Linked DNA regions of Homo sapiens: region 2 is linked to region 1. A link is a loop called in an ENCODE intact Hi-C map of the cell type or tissue named here. Cell type or tissue: adrenal gland. All regions are shown on one strand. Each heading gives the region's core, and the rest is flanking DNA. Links, peaks and the distances in the headings are about the cores only. Region 1 overlaps LOC124907986 (a long non-coding RNA gene). Region 2 has its middle 63 kb from the start of ACSL3-AS1.

Region 1 (8,942 bases), core at 730-8,729:
ATTTTTCTGGAGAACCCTGACTCATACATCTATAATAAACCACTAGTTTAGTATTTCTAAAGAATAATTTGATCTTCAGACGGTAATGATGCCTTTAAGTTAGCTGTGTATTTTTTTCTTCCAAAAAAATTTAGTCATAAAAATGGGAGCTAGAAAAAATTAATCATGAACCTATGGTTCATTTTGTGCTTCATGTTGCTTCAAACTTCGCCTCTGGCTCTGGCTGTTCCTACCGATCCCCAGGCAGCACGAACACCTGGTCTAATGGGTGCTGCTCTTATCAGCTTTCTTACCTGTAATGAGATGGCAAGAGTCCCAAGAACATGCAGTTCAGCAAAATGAATTGGATCTGCCAGAAGGATGTGTGAGGCCAGGAAGTAAGTTTCATCACTCTGACTTAGCAGAACAAATCATTTTGTCAATTAATGACGTCTCTCCTTTCTAAGCCAGACACACTTTAAAATACTGGCAGTTTTCCCCTCAAGGCAATATTTTCCATTTTATGACACAAAATTATTGCGAGTACAGTTCTTTCTTATTTCTAACTTAGGGTACCTGGCTAGGGATTTCATTTCTCTGGGCCTCTTTCTCCATTAACAAAGTATGAAGACATTAGGGCAGGTGATCTGAGCAGTCTCCTCTCGTGCCAGTGTCCTTGTATTGAAAGTTAATGTCCAAAGGGTGTCTCTTTCATAGCAGTTTCATTATCCACTTAAGGTCTGCATTCCTTTTTGTACATAACCAAAATGTCAGGTGATCCTTTCATGGATCCTGAGATCTATATATAATTGGATAAAATCCCAATTCCACTGCCTGTGCAAGTCCGAAGCCATCTTTCGTGATATCTGCACATTCCTGGGGGAGTTTTTGACGTCAGAACTTTCTGGCACCAACCTTGCCTGGATGGACCATCTTGACATTTATATCTGCCCCCTATGGACCTGGAAGTGAAATGTAATCCTTTCCTCCATTTCCCTAATTTCTATAGGAAATAAAGGGCAAGGGGGCTGACTTTATTATAGATTTGAAAGGGGTGCAGAAATATAAACAATTCATTTGAAAAGTTGGCACCTCCATTCTCAACCTATTTAAACACTAGGCTACCTGCCTTCCAGTGCTCCCCTGGCCAATTCACCCCTGTAGTGCCCACCCTCACTCTGAGAATAGAATAATTCTTATTTTCTTGTTCTGAGCATTTTCACTGTCTTATATTATCTCGACTCTCTTTTACTGACCTCAAGCTCTTTCTTCCTTGCTATCCCAAAGGTCTTAGTAGAGGGTTGTTATAAACCAAGAGAGTTCTCTCCCTAAGAAGAATTCAGTGCCAGATACAAAGAGAATATATTTTTCAACCCAGTCTCCAACACACACATCCGTAATGGCAATCATGCTGCTATGTTAAGACCTACCATATCTCTGTATCTCTCACACACATTCCAGGAAACTCTCACAGTCTGGTTCATAAAATGACCCTGGCCAGATGCTTAGCAACCGAGACATAAGGGTCTTGAAAGTCCTAACAAGCCAGAAAAGGGTTGATGTTCCCCTCCATGGAAACTAGCAGTGGACTTCGACAGCACAAACCTGTGGACTGATAAGCCACCACTCACTCATGAGCTAGGAGACCTTGTGGTTCAATGTTGTAGAGTGTTAACAAATTAAAAACCACATTTACAACCATTCAGATATTTCCAGCAATTAAAGTTGTATTCAAACAACAACTTTATGATTTTTTTTTAATTTTTGAAGCCAGTAACTATTATGTGGGGGCATATAGGGGTTGCACAGAGTAGCATCTCCCCTCAACCACCTTGGTGAATCATCCCAGTTAAACTGGTTAGTATTTTAGTCACTTATCACCAGTGATAAGTTTGGTTTGGGGAGTACATGTAAACTTTTTTATTTCTCTTATTTTTCACAATCTCTTCTACAAAAAAAAGTGGAGATATATATGATTTTTGCTTTTGTTATTATCTAGTATTAAATGTTCTTACATGGCTTATAATTAACTTTATTTTCTTAATTGTTTCTTCTTGATTTTTTATTAATAATTTGCATTGCCTTTTTATGTTAACAATTAGCTTAAGTCTAATTATTGCTAGAATTTCATAAGTATTTTCTAAAAACAAAAACTTCATTTCTAAAAGTAAATAGTGTTTAAACATGATTTGAACAAATAGATTTTAAAGGGCATTATAGACTGTTATAGCTTCAGCATATCAATTTTCGAAATATATTTGAACATACAGAACATGAGCAAAATTGATATCTTGTGAAATTTTAGAATGTTGGTCATAAAATTCAATGAAACTTTATATTTAAGTACTATTTTGCTTACATATACTTAATTTTGCAATTTTTTGATGCAATGTAGTTTTTAATGTTCACAAAAATGCAGTCAACTTAAAAACTTTTTTTGAAAAGCCAATTTCTCTGAAGCCAAAGAAGGACTATAATCCTTTTATGTGTCTTGCATTTAGGTAAATTTAAATGTTTCTGACATTTATTTTCTCATCATAATGGACAAGACTTTGATTAAAGCCAGAAGGCCATGAGACTTGCAAAACAAACAAAGAAGTCCAAAAAATGTTTAAGGCTGTTTTTAGGCAATATGATAAAGATGATCACACATTGGAATGTGTAGGATCTGATTGCTCTTCTCTGCTATCTAAATAGTGTATTTGCATGTTCAAGTTATCAAGGAAAGCAACAGCGCCAAGCCAACCAAGCCCAGCACCTACATTATACATCCAACTCTCAGAGAAGTTTTGAACATTTCTAAATATCTTCAAATGCAAACCAAGAAGCAAAGTTTTTTATGAAATCTGTTCTAATACTGCTAAAGAGAGTTCAAGATGCTACCAATTACAGTGTTTCACAATTAACAGCAAATGCCAAAATCCCTCATGGTGTTGCACATCACTCACTCGATCAGCCTGCGTGAAAATCTTCAACACTGTGTTTTGGAAATACTTATAAAAGAAAACTCATTGACATCATGTCACATGACATAGAGATACCCGTAAACTAAAATAACATTAAATGTGAAAAATTTTATTACAGAATGACGGATTTACACATATTAGTGCCTGGGATGCAGGATGAGGAAGAGCTTGAGATTGCACTGAGGTTTTAAAGAATTGATGGTGAATAGGAAGCTACCAAATCTGCTCTCTATGTTATTAAGGAGCCTTCTACCCAGCAGAGAAGGTACAGTCAACATAGCACAGGTGGGGCGCCGATTGAAGAAACATGGAACGATGTCACCTTAAACCCCACCACTTGAGGCTGTTGGGTAGGCTGGTTCTATCTATAAAAACAGTGGTGATGGTGGTAAATGCTTCTATGGATCTTATGAGGATTAAAGGACACACTGTCAATCAAGTGCCTGCCACGCAGTAAGTAGAAAGAAAGGAGGCAGTGGAAGGAAGAGCAGGAGGAATGGGAGCAGCAGCAGAATTTGATAGAACTAAAATTATTATCTGGGTTTCTGATACAAGGCACTGTCCTGGAGTGTGGGTCACAACTTAGATTCTGAGCTTGTCTACTAATGTGGGCAGGAGTCATGAGGAATCAGAACCATATCGTGGTGTGCCTGGAACATAGCAGCCGCTCAGAAGACATTTGTACAGGTGGCAAAAGACAGCTCAGATACACTCGGTCATGCCTGGCGGGCGACCCACAGCCATCTAACCAGCGTTACTGGAAAATCTCATTCCTGGGCCTTGGCGGCCATACATGCTCTTGTCAACCAACGGTTCCAATGAGATACTCCAGCAAATATCAGCTCTGCCTTTATAAACTTTGCTGGCCTTTTTAAGTCCCTGGATAACTGCCACCTTATCCAAGAGAGAACTGAAGTGAAATTTGTCTTCCAATAATTTTAGAAGAGGTTGGGAAAGGTTGCTGGCTAATTGTAATGCTCAGTAACTCCTGTTACCATGACCTTCCCGTCAGACATGCCAAGAGTAATGAGATACAGCAGCATTCATCGAATTATGCATTCTGAGCACATCCACGGAGGAACGCCAGGCAGTCGCTCAGTCATCAGCCATCTGCCTTTCCCTTCCCAATATCCACTTTGCAGAGATGGAGCTGGGGCCTCCTGCTTTTCCAAGCTTGATCTTTCATGGATGTCAGTAGGGAGGAAATCCTGGTGGCAGTATAAAGTAGTGGTTAGGGGAGCTGGGAATGTGACCTAGATTAAAATAATGTCTCTATTGTTTGTTAGCACAGTGGCTTTGGTCAGTGTTGGAGACTGAGTTGTGTCACCTCCAAATTTGTATCTTGAAGCTCTAACCCCTCAATGTGGGTGAATATCGAGATAGGGATGTTAGGGAGGAAGGGAAGGTAAGATGAGATCAAAAGGATGTGGGTTTAGCCAGGCACAGTGGCTCACACCTGTAATCCCAGCACTCTGGGAGGCCGAGATGGGCAGATCACGAGGTCAGGAGTTTGAGACCAGCCTGGCCAACATGGTGAAACCCCACCTCTACTAAAAATACAAAAAAAATTAGCCAGCCGGGGTGGTTGGTGCCTGTAATCCCTGCTACTTAGGAGGCTGAGGCAGGAGAATTGCTTGAATCCGGGAGGCAGAGGTTTCAGTGAGCTGAGATTATACCACTACACTCCAGCCTGGGCGACAGAGCAAGACTCTGTCTCGAGAAAAAAAAAAAATTACCCGGGCATGGTGGTGGATGCCTATAATCCCAGCTATTCAAGCAATTCTCCCTTGAACCCAGGAGGCAGAGTTTGCAGTGAGCTGAGATCAACCCACTGCACTCCAGTCTGAGTGTCAGAGGGAGACTCTATCTCAAAAAAAAAAAAGGATGGATGTGGGTTTAATCCAATAGGTCTGGTGGCCTAAGAAAAAGAAGAGACACTAGGGATATCCATGCACAGAAAAAAAGGCCACGTCGGGGCACAGGACAAAGGCCACCATCTAGAAGTCAAAGAGAGAGGCCTCAGAAGAAACCAAACTCATGATACGTCAAACTACCAGCCTCCAGAATTGTGAGAAAATAAATTTCTTTGTTTAAGTTCCCCTGTTTGTGGTATTTTGTTATGGCAGTCCTAGCAAACTGTTACAGGCAGGTTTTTCAATCTAAGTCTCAGGTCTCCTCTGCAAATAGAGAAAATCAGAAGCCCTATAGGGCTGGAGAGAGGACAGAATGACATAAAGCCCATCAATGGCGGGGCCTGGGCCTGGCACAGAAGAAAGGGGGCTGCACACAAGTGAGGTGTTAATTTTAATTATCCAACTCATCCGTTTTAAAACGCATGAGGTCCAGGGAAGTTAAATCACAGCTCAAAACCAGTAGCTATTTGGTAAGCCTGATTTGGGAGCCAGGAACTTCAGAGTCAGGATTTAAAAGAATAGGATGTATCACTGTAATCATTATCTAATTCATCTCTCTTACAGCAGCTGCCTGCCTTTCTCATTCTAAATAGCAGCCTTGGGTAGCGACCAGGGATGCGGGGTCAAGGCCTAAATTGAGCTCTGACCAAGAGCCAAGCACTGTTTCAGGTGCTGGTGACTCATAGGCAAGCAAGGCAGACCAGATCCCTGCTCCCATGGAGCCAGCAGGGGACAGATGGGCTAGACAGTAACTGCCAACAGGGAGACAGGGAAGGCCTCTCTGAGAAAATGATGCTCCAGCTGAAAGCTGAATAATGAGAGAGAGCCAGGTAGGACAATATGTGGGGGAAGCAAGATCTTGTCGCATCACCGCACTACACCCGGCTAATTTTTGTATTTTTTTGTAGAGACAAAGTTTCACCATGTTGCCCAGGCTGGTCTTGAACTCCTGGGCTCAAGCAATTCTCCCACCTCAGCCTCCCAAAGTGCTGGGATTACAGGCATGAGCTACAGATTAGTTTATCTTTAACACAATCATAGTTCATATTCTCCTACCTAGAAACCTTGTTTACTTATGGATTATGTCCAAGAGTTTTTAATTATTTTGATGGAAAAGAAAACAAATCCACAGATTTTTTTTTCTTAGCTTAACTGAAACCCAAAATGAGGGCTTATTTCAAAGAGAATTATCAAAAGAATGTTTAAAAAGAAAGTGATGGTGGAGGTGGTGGTAGAAATAGGCTGCTGATGAGCAGAAACCATGAGGACACATTCAGTATGTCGGAGCTTCGAAGGGCCTTGGAGATAACCTTGTTTGACTGCCTTGTTTTTAAGATGAGAAAACTGAGGCCATAAGCGGTTCAAAGACTTGATTAAAGGCCCAGAGCAAGACAGTGGCAGGACCAGGATGGACATTCAGGCCTCCCAATTCTTAGCCCAATGTTTTAGCCAAACAAATGCCTCTCCCTCAATACCTCCCTAAGGCCCTGTGGGGTGAGGAGAAGCTGAGGTCCAGTGAATTGGAAGCCAAAGTTGTGCCCACACTCCAGGGTACTGAATGGTCACCGGTTTTCTCATTTCTATTGCAATGAATCCAGGGCTTTGAGAAGCTAAGTGACTTGTCCAAGATTACATGAGTAAAAAGTAATGAGAAGTGCTTAAAACTACAGCCTGTCTGCTTCCGATGTAAATCAGAGATGAGGCTCTTAATTAGGTGTTGAATAAGGTGGTGCATTGACACCTGTCAGTTATACCACATAGGCTCATTTCTGATGCTTGGGCAATGCTCAGCCACAGCTTTGACTTGATGGAAGCCAACAGAGGCAAATTCTTTTAAACCATAGGCTTCTAGACTAAGCCAAAATCCAAATACCTTAGGATATTGCCAAGACTGAAGGACCGTTACACAGCCTTTCAGATTCACCTCCCCAGGAAGAAGCTTATTTTGATATTTCCTTCTGCAAACCCTCCTTTTCCCCAGGAACAATGACTGCCTCCCTCAGCTCTCCTCATCTGTCTTCATTGTATTTGTCTCCCCAAGTTTCAATTATTGACTTTCTGCTTCATCTCTCTCTTTACACTGAGAATCTCAGAAACAATAAATTTTATTCATCTCTGTTGGCCTGGCACAATGCCAATGCCTATAAATGTTATTTTAATTAATTAATAAATTATATGGGGGTTGAAATGATAGTATATTCACTTATTTATTTTGGCTTTGCAACCTTTTGTAAATAGACGTTGGATCACAGCAGGCATTAAAACGATAGTCCTGGCCGGGCGCGGTGGCTCAGGCCTGTAATCCTAGCACTTGGGGAGGCCGAGGCAGATGGATTGCCTGAGCTCAGGAGTTCAAGACCAACCTGGGCAACATGGTGAAAACTTGTCTCTACTAAAATATAAAAAAATAGACGGGCTTGGTGTCACATGCCTGTATTCCCAGTTACTTTAGAGGCTGAGGCACGAGAATTGGTTGAACCCGGCAGGTGGAGGTTGCAGTAAGCCAAGATCATGCCACTGCACTCCAGCCTGGGTGACAGAGCAAGACTGTGTCTCCAAAAAAAAAAAAAACCACGATAGTCCTCAATCAAATCAAACCCTCCATTTATACAAAATGTAATCTAATTATAAACACAATTTTTTAAAATTCAACATAACACCCTAAAAGAAATATAAAGCAGACATTAAAGGAAAGTAATATGTAATAAAATAGCAATTAAGTCAAGATGTAAACATCCCCTATGTGACTGTACTAGAGGACTAGTGAAGCTGGGAGATGCCTGCCTCTCTCGTGATACCATGAGCATCTTTGTAAATGAGTCAGCTGCAATGTAAACTGCTACATGTGTGCGGGATAGTGGCTCCAAATCACATAGAGCTTTGCCATTGGTGATGAAATTTACTATATCAGTTAACAACCCTTGCTAACATTTTGAACAAAAGACACTGATCATTATTTGTCCAGTGGGAAATTTAAATATCCTGGAGAACCTAGTTCTTTGATGTGCAGGAATGTCCCCTCCGTTTCAGGGCTCTGGCATCCTGGGTCCCCACTCACTAAATATTACAGCCCAAGATCATGCCCACAAATTTCCAATCGTCCCTGGGGCCAGCACTGTCCCCATGGAGACCCATCACTCTGGACTAACCAATGATTTACCTCAAATGACATTCCCTCCTAATAACATAGTGGCTTTTCTTTCTTCTGGACTTCTTAAAAGTTTGAAAACAATTCTGAGCTATAGATAAAGCGAAACATCTCTCAAAAAAATTAAGGCAATCAAAATTGTACCATAAGTCAAATCTGTTGGAACTCAACATTCTGATAGCTATCCACCATAAGCCAGGGCTGTGAGTATTACTTCTTATTGCACCTCTTTATTGTTGAAGATTCTTGACCCATGGGTGTCCACCAAGAACAAGGTAAAATGATGTCTAGAAAAAAAAAATGACTAGAGGGCACTGATAGCACTGAGACCAAAGGCTCCACGCAGACGCTGATCCAACAGTTGGACCATTTCAGTTCCCAATGGAAAACAGATAAGAATCCAAATGTAAGCAGCTTCAGATTCATATTTTAAAATTCTCAAGAGCCATGGTCTATTTCCACAGCTCTATTTTACATACTTATTTTATGAGTCTCTTGATAGAAATCTAAGCCTTAAATGTTCTTCCACAAACCATTAATCTTCAAAATACAATTTAAGGAAGAGGCTGTGTGGCAATCAAGTGCTGGCATTCCCAATTGATAAAATATAAAGGAGGCCTTGAGTTTTGAGAACAATTAACCGCAGACTGGGGCTGGAGTACCAAACTCCTCCTATCCCCACGGCAACTCACTCACAGAGATGGCATAGCTCCATGAGCACATCCTCTCGTTTCTTTCTTTTTTCTTTTCTTTTTTTTTTTTTGAGATAAGTATATTTTTATTTATTTTTATTTTTGTATTTTTAAAAAATTTTATTTTAGGTTCCGGGGTACATGTGCAGGTTTGTTATATAGGTAAATTGCGTGTCACAGGGATTTAGTGTTCCTTACCCAGGTAATAACCGTAGTACCTGATAGGTAGTTTTTCAATCCTCAC
Region 2 (8,942 bases), core at 294-8,293, 100 kb after region 1:
AGTTCCTCCTGCCTCTTGGCAATATTCTCTGATCCCAAAGAGGAAGCTCGTTGTTCAATATTTTATGTGCCTATAGCAATGCGCTCATAGCTGTGTTATAGTACTTAGATATTAAATTGAAAGAAAGGAAATTGATTAAAAGAAAGAACAAATAAATGAGAAAATATAAGAAAAAATAGGAAGACAGAAATACCACAAAAAGTGAAGTGCAGATAAAGAATTTAATATAACCCAGTAATAACCAATAATTAAGAGCCGGGACAAAATGTCTTATATGTGTGTGTATTTTTCTAGAAAGAGAATCTACAGCCTGTCAGATTCTCAAAGGGGTCTGAGAAATAAAGTTTTTAGAAAAATACTTGTTGTACACAAAATGAAAAAGAGTTAACATAAAACATTTTAAAAGAGAGTGAAATACTTTCATGTATTTCTGTTGAGCCTTGTTATTCAATCACATTTGTGTACTGACAAAGATTAGGAAGAGTGAATATAAATAAAAAGCAGTTTTTAACTCCAGGGAGAATAATAGTAGAATTACCCAGTGAGTTCTGGCATCAAATCAGACAGAGCCATATAAAATATTCAAAATCTAATAAGATATAATTTAGGTATATTTAAGTGTCGTATGGTCCTAGCAGAAAGAAAGATTTCAAAGGTTCAAAAGTGCATAAAGTTTCAATTCTTAGTATTCTATAAAATTCAAAGATTTAAACATATAAAAGGAAAGACATGTACATATGGTAAGAGCTTATCAGCCTAGTAGAGAGATGGACTTCTCCCAGTTGACGGAAAAATAAAATAAAATGTATAACTTACATTCAAGGAAGTGGACTTCCCTCTCCTAAAGTCAAAGAATCATTCACATTACAACATAAATAAAGTTAATACGTTCTATCAAGGTCACAAACAAGAATCCAGTCTCCTGGCCTAAATCTCTGCTGCTAATAATATAAATTGTAACAAAATAGAGGTCAAGTGCCCAAAGTCCTTCCATTTGTTTTCATGAATATACATCTACAGGTTCAAGGGTACGGGGTTCATCTCAAGGTGAAGTCAATTCTTTTTTGGCTGTTTCTTCCAATACTCAGGAAATACATTGCTACGACTGTCCTTCTGCAGCATGAATGTAGACTGCCAGGTCAACAGCAAATTTCACATCAACATATCCAGTCCAGCAGCAGAATGGGTCCACATGGAGGAAGTCTGAAGAAAGAGGTGTCTTACATCCAAATGGACCAGGTCCTGTGAAACTCTCCTGGCAACCTTGAAACCTCTTTTGTAAAGATTATGACAGTGAGAGAAGTCTAACAGGGCTGACTCCATTTTGCTTCTAGCCTCACAGGCTGACTGTCTTTGCTTATTCCTGGGCGTAGGCCAAGCTAACCATGGGAGGAATTTAGTTTATAGTTTAACTTGGAAGCAAGGATGAGAACAGTTCCTCCCTAAAACTAATTCTCCCCTTGCTCAGTGCAAAAACCTGGTGAAAGGCCATGAGATTAGGATTATGGGAGGAGCCTGAACTCCACTAAAATGTAGATATAGTTTCTATAACCTCCTACCGCTCAGGAGTCATGTGGCCAGAGGTTACAAGATTTGTGCCTTCTCCAATTGTTCCTATAGATAACATTACTATTATAGAACCTGAGATTGGTCTTTTGAGATGCTTTTCAGACCTTTGCATTCTGGAAACTCAGTAATCCCACCTAGACTCATGGCTCATGACTCAACTGATCTTCTGCACCCCCTAAACCTACCCAGAGGCATACTCAGCACACGGACCATTTTCCACACCCTATGACTGCATCCCCAACCAATCATGTGGACCCATTCCCTAGTCCCCTGCCTTGAAAAAGCCTAACCTCCAAGCCTTTGGGAAGACTGATTTGAGTAATAATAACTCCATCTTCCATGTGTTTAGCCTAGCATTAATTAAACTCTTTCTTTACTGCAATACCGTGGTCTCAGTGAATTGGTTTTGTCTGTGCAGCAGGCACAAAGAGGGTGTCAAGTGATTACACCTTTGTGGATAGAGTCTCTCTTCTGAGTCAGCCACGTACTATGAACCAGAGACCCATGGACCACAAAACTTACCTACATAAAAAGTGCCATCAAAGATGGGCATCTGCAAAGATGAGTATCTGCAAATGACAGATACCACTTAATCTAAAAAAGAATCCCTACGTTTCCCTCCCTGTGGCAGCTTTAGCCTAGAATATAAAAATGTATGCCCCTGAGGATCTGATTCACCAAAATTAAATCTCAAAAAACCACATTAAAACACAGGATAGGAAACTTCAGAGCTGCTGGTGTGCTCTGAAAAACTCTGGGCTGATGGAACTAGCTGCAAATCAAGACAGTCTTGACCTTGCTCCAGTGGTAGTTTGCTGCTGCTCACCGGGAAGGGCTCCTTCCCTGCCCCTCACTTTGACCACCTCCCTCAAGTTCCCCTTACAATAACAGTGAAGAATTACAAGCTTAGAAACTTACCATTTTAGCCAAATGAAATATGGATATGAATGTGTGATTTGTACATACACAGAAGGGAGGATAAAGAGGAAAGTAGGGCTCCAGAGTCACAAGAACTTTATGTCATGTATTCCTAAAACTTTAAAATGCTGAAAATATTGTGACTTTTCTTTTAAAATGTATATCTGAATCATTTTTTCAAAAATGTACTGCATTTACTGTGACTACCTTTGCTTTCAAAATGCATGTTTGAGTCCCTTTTTAAAGTTTACTATGATTCTCTTGAAAAAAAAGTGTGTGTGTGAGTGTGTGTGCGTGTGTGTGTACATATATATAGGGACTAGGGAATGGGTCCTTGGGTCCTGCTAATTGGTTGTGACTGCAATCAGGGGTGTGGAAAATGGCCCTTGTGTACTGAGTCCATCTCTGGGTGGGGGACCACAGACATAGCTAGATAGCTAGATACATAGATAGATAGATCTATAAAATAAATATTTAAAATAAAAATACATAAAGACTGAGCCCAAAATAAGATGGCCTTGGCCTCAGGGTTTTCAAATATTTGTGGCCATTTCAGAACCTTTTAGCAAGAGTCCATTTGCATTTCTGGGGTATAACCACACAGGAGCCTGAAACACCATTCTGAGCCCTAGCAGCTGAGCCACTCCTGGTGTTCTTTTCCACCTAATATTCACCCAGATGGGCTCCTGCCTCCAGGTCAGATCATCGTATAGATCTTTGCTACTCAAAATGTGGTGCCCAGACCAGAAGCAACAGCAGCACTTGTGACCTTGAAAGAAATGCAGAATCTCAGCCAGGCATGGTGGCTCATGCCTGTAATACCAGCACTTTGGGAGGCCGAGGTGGGTGGATCACTTGAGGTCTGGAGTTCAAGACCAGCTGACCAACATGGTGAAACCCCATCTGTACTAAAAAGACAAAAAATTAGCCTGGCATGGTGGTGCATGCCTGTAATCCCAGCTACTTGGGAGGCTGAGGTAAGAGAATCACTTGAACCAGGGAGGCAGAGGTTGCAATGAGCTGAGATCATGCCATTGCAATCCAGCCTGGGAAAAATGAGCAAAACTCCATCTCAAAAAGAAAAAAAGAAAAGAAAGAAAAGAAATGTAGACTCTCAGGCCCCAGCCCAGAACTACTAAATCAGAATCCATATCTGTCTAAGATTTCCAAGTGAGTTCTACGCACATGAACATTTTAGAAGTCCTGGTGTAGAATACATTGTCTCTCCTACTATGGGTACCTAGAGAAAAAGGAAGAGAGGCATTCACATTGCTACCTCACAGATGGAGGAAGAAAGGACGGAGCTGTTTGCCCTGACATTTTCTTGCTTGGGACAAGTAGGAACTAGATTTGGACAATGATGATTCTGTCACTCCCTCAGGTGCACTGGGCATTTGCAGGCTTGAGTGATTTTTATAAATGTAATTAAATCTCACCCTACTTCTATTTTGACTACTAGCTAACATTTTTTGACCATTTACTATATGTCACAAACCACTTTAAATTTATAATAAGTACTGTCTCATAGAATTCTTTTAATGATCCCATGAGTAGCTTCCGTTACTACCTTCATTTTGCAGAGGAGGAAACTAAGGCACAGAGCCATTAATTAGCTTGCTGAAGATTACATGATAGTAATCCACAATTCCCTCTAGGCATATTGACTCCAGAGCTCCAGCTCTCATCCTCCACACCAATCCCATTGTTCTTGCAGGATACAAAGGTGGGTCACATGGTCACGAGCAGAACCTCTATGCATATCTGCATTCAGATGATCAAGCTGTAGAATGGCTAGCCGAAAAACACAATGCTGAAAGTTCAGGGTTGCAGAAAGTCAGAGGCACACATCAGCTTCAAAGAGAAGGCTGTCAATGGAGACGGGAAGTGGGGAAGGAGTGGGTAGCCTTCTCTCTGCCACACAGAAATGGCTCCAAGGCTATGATGCAAGGTGGCCCCAGCTCTGTGAAAAGGCACTTTCACCTTTAAAGCACTTTGCTGAGAGGGAAAATCAATGCTGATGTCCTCCTTGAATAAAGCACTCAGGTCTACTGGGGAGTCCAAAAATAAAAGCATGACGTTAAGTATTTCTCTACCTGTAGCTACTCCTCACCCTTAAGAGGAGGGGCAAGGTGGAGCTGTTAAGGGAGCAGGTAGAGGGAGAGGCAGGTGGGGGACCGTGGTTGAAGCACTAGAAAAGGGCATCTGGGAAGACTCGCAAATGGGAGTGGGGGAAGGGACAGGCTTCCAGAGGAAGTGGTTTTGGTTGAGGCTGGCTGAGAGCAACAATGAGGCTAGGAACACCGAGGACACCGTGGGAAGGTGAGTGACCCAGAACTCATCACATGTGCTTCTCAAAATCAGAAGACATCTACTGACAGTGACATCTTTTAAATTGGAGCCCTGATAGCATAAACAAGGCTTCAAAAGTCTTTAAAAAGTCTTTATTTTGGTCAGAATAAAACCTGATCCCTTTGCGGGCCATCTTGTCCTGGCTTCAAGACTTTTTCATCCTCCTAGACTTCAAAGCACAGATGTCAGGTTTCCAAGCCAGCAAGTCTACCTTCAATATTAGAAGGAAATGCAAGAGCAAAAAGAGATGAATGACACAATCCAGTAGGTTGCAAATGGAAATGTTTGTGTGAGGCACTAGAGTTGCATCAGCTCTGCCAGGTCATGTGTGAAAAGCAAAGTGATTACACCCAGAGCAAGAGGCTGAAGTGCCCTCCACTGGCCAAACAGATTCCCCAGTAGCCTCAGTGTCACCGCAGAAATGGCTTGAAAGGACAAGAGTTTTTGGAAGTTGCTCCATCTTAAATCCTGGGGTTCAAAGATGTCGATGATGCAACCAATGGAAGAAACTAGCTGATAGTGTTGCTTCCTTTAATCCAAGCTTTTAATTTTATTTAATATGGGAAATTCTCTTTAATCTTACAACAAAGAGATTTACTTTAAGTCTTTAATATCTGAACCACAGAAGCAGAAATAGAAACATGCTATACTCAAGAAATTATCACAGATTTATCTTTTGTCTTAATGTTGTTTCATTTTGTTTGTTTTCATTCTCCATCTTTTTCCAGGCAATTTTTATTGGTAATCTGGTTAGCAAAAGACTAAAGTGACCTAGTTCTGCAGATGAAGCTGAAAGCAGATTCTATTTCTCCAGCGGGGTTTACCTCAATCTGTGAACACAGGCTTAGCAGAAATGAGTGAAAAACAGACAGGGGCTCTCTGGTGCCTCAAGACAGCTTCAGGCACACATGGAAGAAGGGGAGGGTCTTTGGGCAAGAGAAAAAATGGGCACCTCCCTCACCCTTCCAGGCAGAGTCCAGCACAATCTTTGGAGGGCTAGAGGTCGGTTTGAGGTTGTCGCAGAAGCCTTTGAACATTGCAGAAGCCACTTGAGGTATTCCCCCAAGGATGGCAACATCTCACAGGGACCAGCTTCACTGTTCAGGAAGGAACAGCAGCGGCTTCTTACAGGGACACATGCATGTGCAGTGTCTGGAGAGTGGCTCTGCTGGGCCAGGCTGTCCCACAGAGACAGCCAGCAGGATGTTCCTTTTATTTATTTTTTCCAGCTTTATTGAGGTATAACTAACTGACAAAACTCTATCAGTTTAAGATGTACAATATTAGGATTTGATATATGTATATATTGTGAAAAAATGATGACCACAATCAATTTTGTTCATACATCCATCACCTCACCTACTTACCAGTGTGTGTGTGTGTGTGTGTGTGTGTGTGTGTGTGTGTGTGTGTGTGTGTGTGTGGTGTTGAGAAGGAATGAAATCAATAGCTCAAAGAGATAGCTGCACTCCGTTATTCATTGGAGCACTGTTCACAATAACCAAGGTATAACCACCATAAGTGTCCATTGACATGAATACATAAATTGTGAAATACATGTATATGTGTGTTTGTGTGTGTGTATATATATATAATTGTATATTATTTAGCCAAAAAGAAGCAAATCTTGCCATTTGCGACAACTTGGATGAACCTGGAAGACATGATGCCAAGTGAAATAACTCAGACAGGGAAAGACAAAGACGGTATGATCTTGCTTCTATGTGGAATCTAAAAAAGTCAAACTCATAGAAATAGAGTGGAAGAGTGGCCGCCAGAGGCTGGGGATGGGGGAAATGGGGAGAGGTTAGTCAAAGGCTGCTCCTTCTAAAGAGTGAACTGAATGCAGACAAGCTGGCTAAGCAGTTACTGGTTAACCTGTCTGGGCACAAATAACTACAAACTTCTCAAATCAAATCACTGAAAAACAATCACACTATTTTATTACTAACTTGTGCACTATGACAAAATGATATCATCTTGTTTTCAATTTAAGGCCTATAAAATCTTTAGTGATTTGTGGGAGAATTTGGTACACAAGGGAGAAAGCCTAATTAGAAAGACCCAGACACAAGGAGGGTAGAAGATGGTTCCCAGGAGCCGTTATCTATGCAAAACCTTAGGGGTAAAAATTTAGACTTTCTTGATGCCGTGAGACCTGCCTTCCTGTGCAGTTTTTCCATTAACTGCAGTGAGACCTTTGTCTAGTCACTTACTCTCCCAGGAGCCCCATCTCCTTGTTTGTTCAACATTCAACGAGCACATTTTGAGCCCTAAATGCTTTCTGGGTACAATAAACCGAGATGGTTTCTAACCTTTCTAAGTATAAAAGAACATATCTTAATACCAGAAAATTTCCAAAGCACTTCTACATGAATGTCATCATACTTTTCCTTTTGCTTCATTTTTTAAAAAGCTATCTAAATGGCAGAAAACAATGGAGTCAATGATACATCTAGTACTTTTATATTTATTAATCAGAAGAGCATCTATGCAGACCACAAAAGTGGCAATAAATACATTTGCAAGACGTAGTATTCATGTAGTCTCAATGCCGGTGCACCGACATATCCACTGGCTCCTCACAAAAATTTAAAGGTCCCAGGAGCACAAGGTCCCATCTTTGCTCAAAATAGAAAGTACTAGTCTAGGTGTCTAGGTGTTCAACACCAGGGCACTGGACACTGAGATGTGGACATTATCGTCTCCCAGGTAAACAACTTCCCATAACTCTAAGGTGCCATTGGACTCAAAGGGTCATATGGCTGGAAACAGTTCTGGCTTTACTTTAACCACCAAAGACTCACTGCCTGAGACAGTCTCAACATTCTCAAACTCCCTTGGAATTCTCAAACCGTTATAGTCAGCAGATTTGGTGTTATTTATATTTTTATCTGTAATTTTCCTCTTCCCCCACTGCCTCATGCTCATGAGACAATGCTATCAGTAGGGAGTATCTGAAATCACTCCAAATAAGAAGAATAAGCTACTGATACATGTGTGAATCTCATAGACATAATGTTCAATGAAACAAATTAAAGACAGAAGAGTACACACGGTATGATTCCATTTATATGAAGTCCAAAAGTAAACAAAACTAACCTATGATGGTGGAGGTCAGACTCGAGGCTTCGTTGTGGGGTACTGGCTGAGATGGTCATGCAGGAGCATTTCTGGAAGCTGGAAATTCTCTAACCTTGGTTTAACTGGCAGCTACATAGGTGTACATATAAGTAAAAATTCATCACATATATATTTAAGAAGTGTGCACTTTAAGGCAAGTAAGTCATACTTCAATTTTTACATTCAAGGGGAAAGGCAATGGGAATTAAACCAGGCAAATGGTTAAAAGGAACAGGTGGGTTCAGAAATAGAAGCAAGGAATCTGGAAGCAAATCCTGGATGACTTCAGCATGTAAGGATGAGTGGGGGTTGTGAGGTGCCCAGCAAAGGAGACTGGGAAAAAGAACTCAGAGAAGGGGGAGGAAATGGTATAGGGAGGGACAAGGAGACAGGAGTAGTTCTCAATGACTTGCAGATGTGAAAATAAAATCTAGGCTGTGGGGACTCCAAACTATTTTGAGTTTTAAAGAAATATGACTATAGTGCCTGAGTCATGTGAGAGGCATCTGTAACCTGGGCAGGTGTAACTGTTGTTTCTCTCATTATAGATTAGACTTCTTCCTTACCTGCATTGTTTTTTTAAATGTTGTAAATGACTAAAGGGAGGCAGGGAAGACCCCATCCCTCTTCACAGTTGATCTTCATTATAGATTAACTTCCCTCTTACCTTTCTCATGCAAAGACTTGATGGTTATCACATTTTCTAAAGATGGAATGTTGAATACATTCTTTTAAATTGGAAAGAAAATGAAAACAAGCCCTGTGGAAAAGAAAACAAACTGTAATGAATTAAATTGTTGTAAATCACCAACAAGCCCTGTATAGAAAATGCTATAATCCTATCAAGCTTCTTTGTTTTCTGCCAATATAAGCAGGAAGGTAACTTTTAATTTTGGAGGACTGAACCCATTTTTCTGGAGTTTGTGTCTTCTAAGTGGTTATTCCCAGCTTTTCACTTGAACAAACTCTTGAATACTGGATTC

Evidence for each region. Hi-C counts contacts between places; a loop is a spot of excess contacts. Peaks named below come from ENCODE experiments on the same cell type or tissue, not always from the same donor. Only the 100,000 strongest peaks of a DNase experiment are listed, where the experiment ranks them.
Region 2: it touches region 1 in a loop (2.7-fold over the local background); 10 of 110 quality-filtered maps call a loop at or near these places.

The regions. Positions count from the first base shown.
Region 1 is chr2:223,081,622-223,090,563 of GRCh38, reverse strand. All of the region lies in intron 1 of LOC124907986 (a long non-coding RNA gene), which reads right to left. Among named protein-coding and RNA genes, the nearest start is that of KCNE4, 34 kb to the right of the region's middle. In adrenal gland, for the core only: a CTCF peak has its summit at 5,590; DNase peaks (open chromatin) are centred at 5,194 and 5,551.
Region 2 is chr2:222,978,437-222,987,378 of GRCh38, reverse strand. No RefSeq gene overlaps it. Among named protein-coding and RNA genes, the nearest start is that of ACSL3-AS1, 63 kb to the right of the region's middle. In adrenal gland, for the core only: a CTCF peak has its summit at 5,206 (motif pointing left); DNase peaks (open chromatin) are centred at 4,758 and 5,821.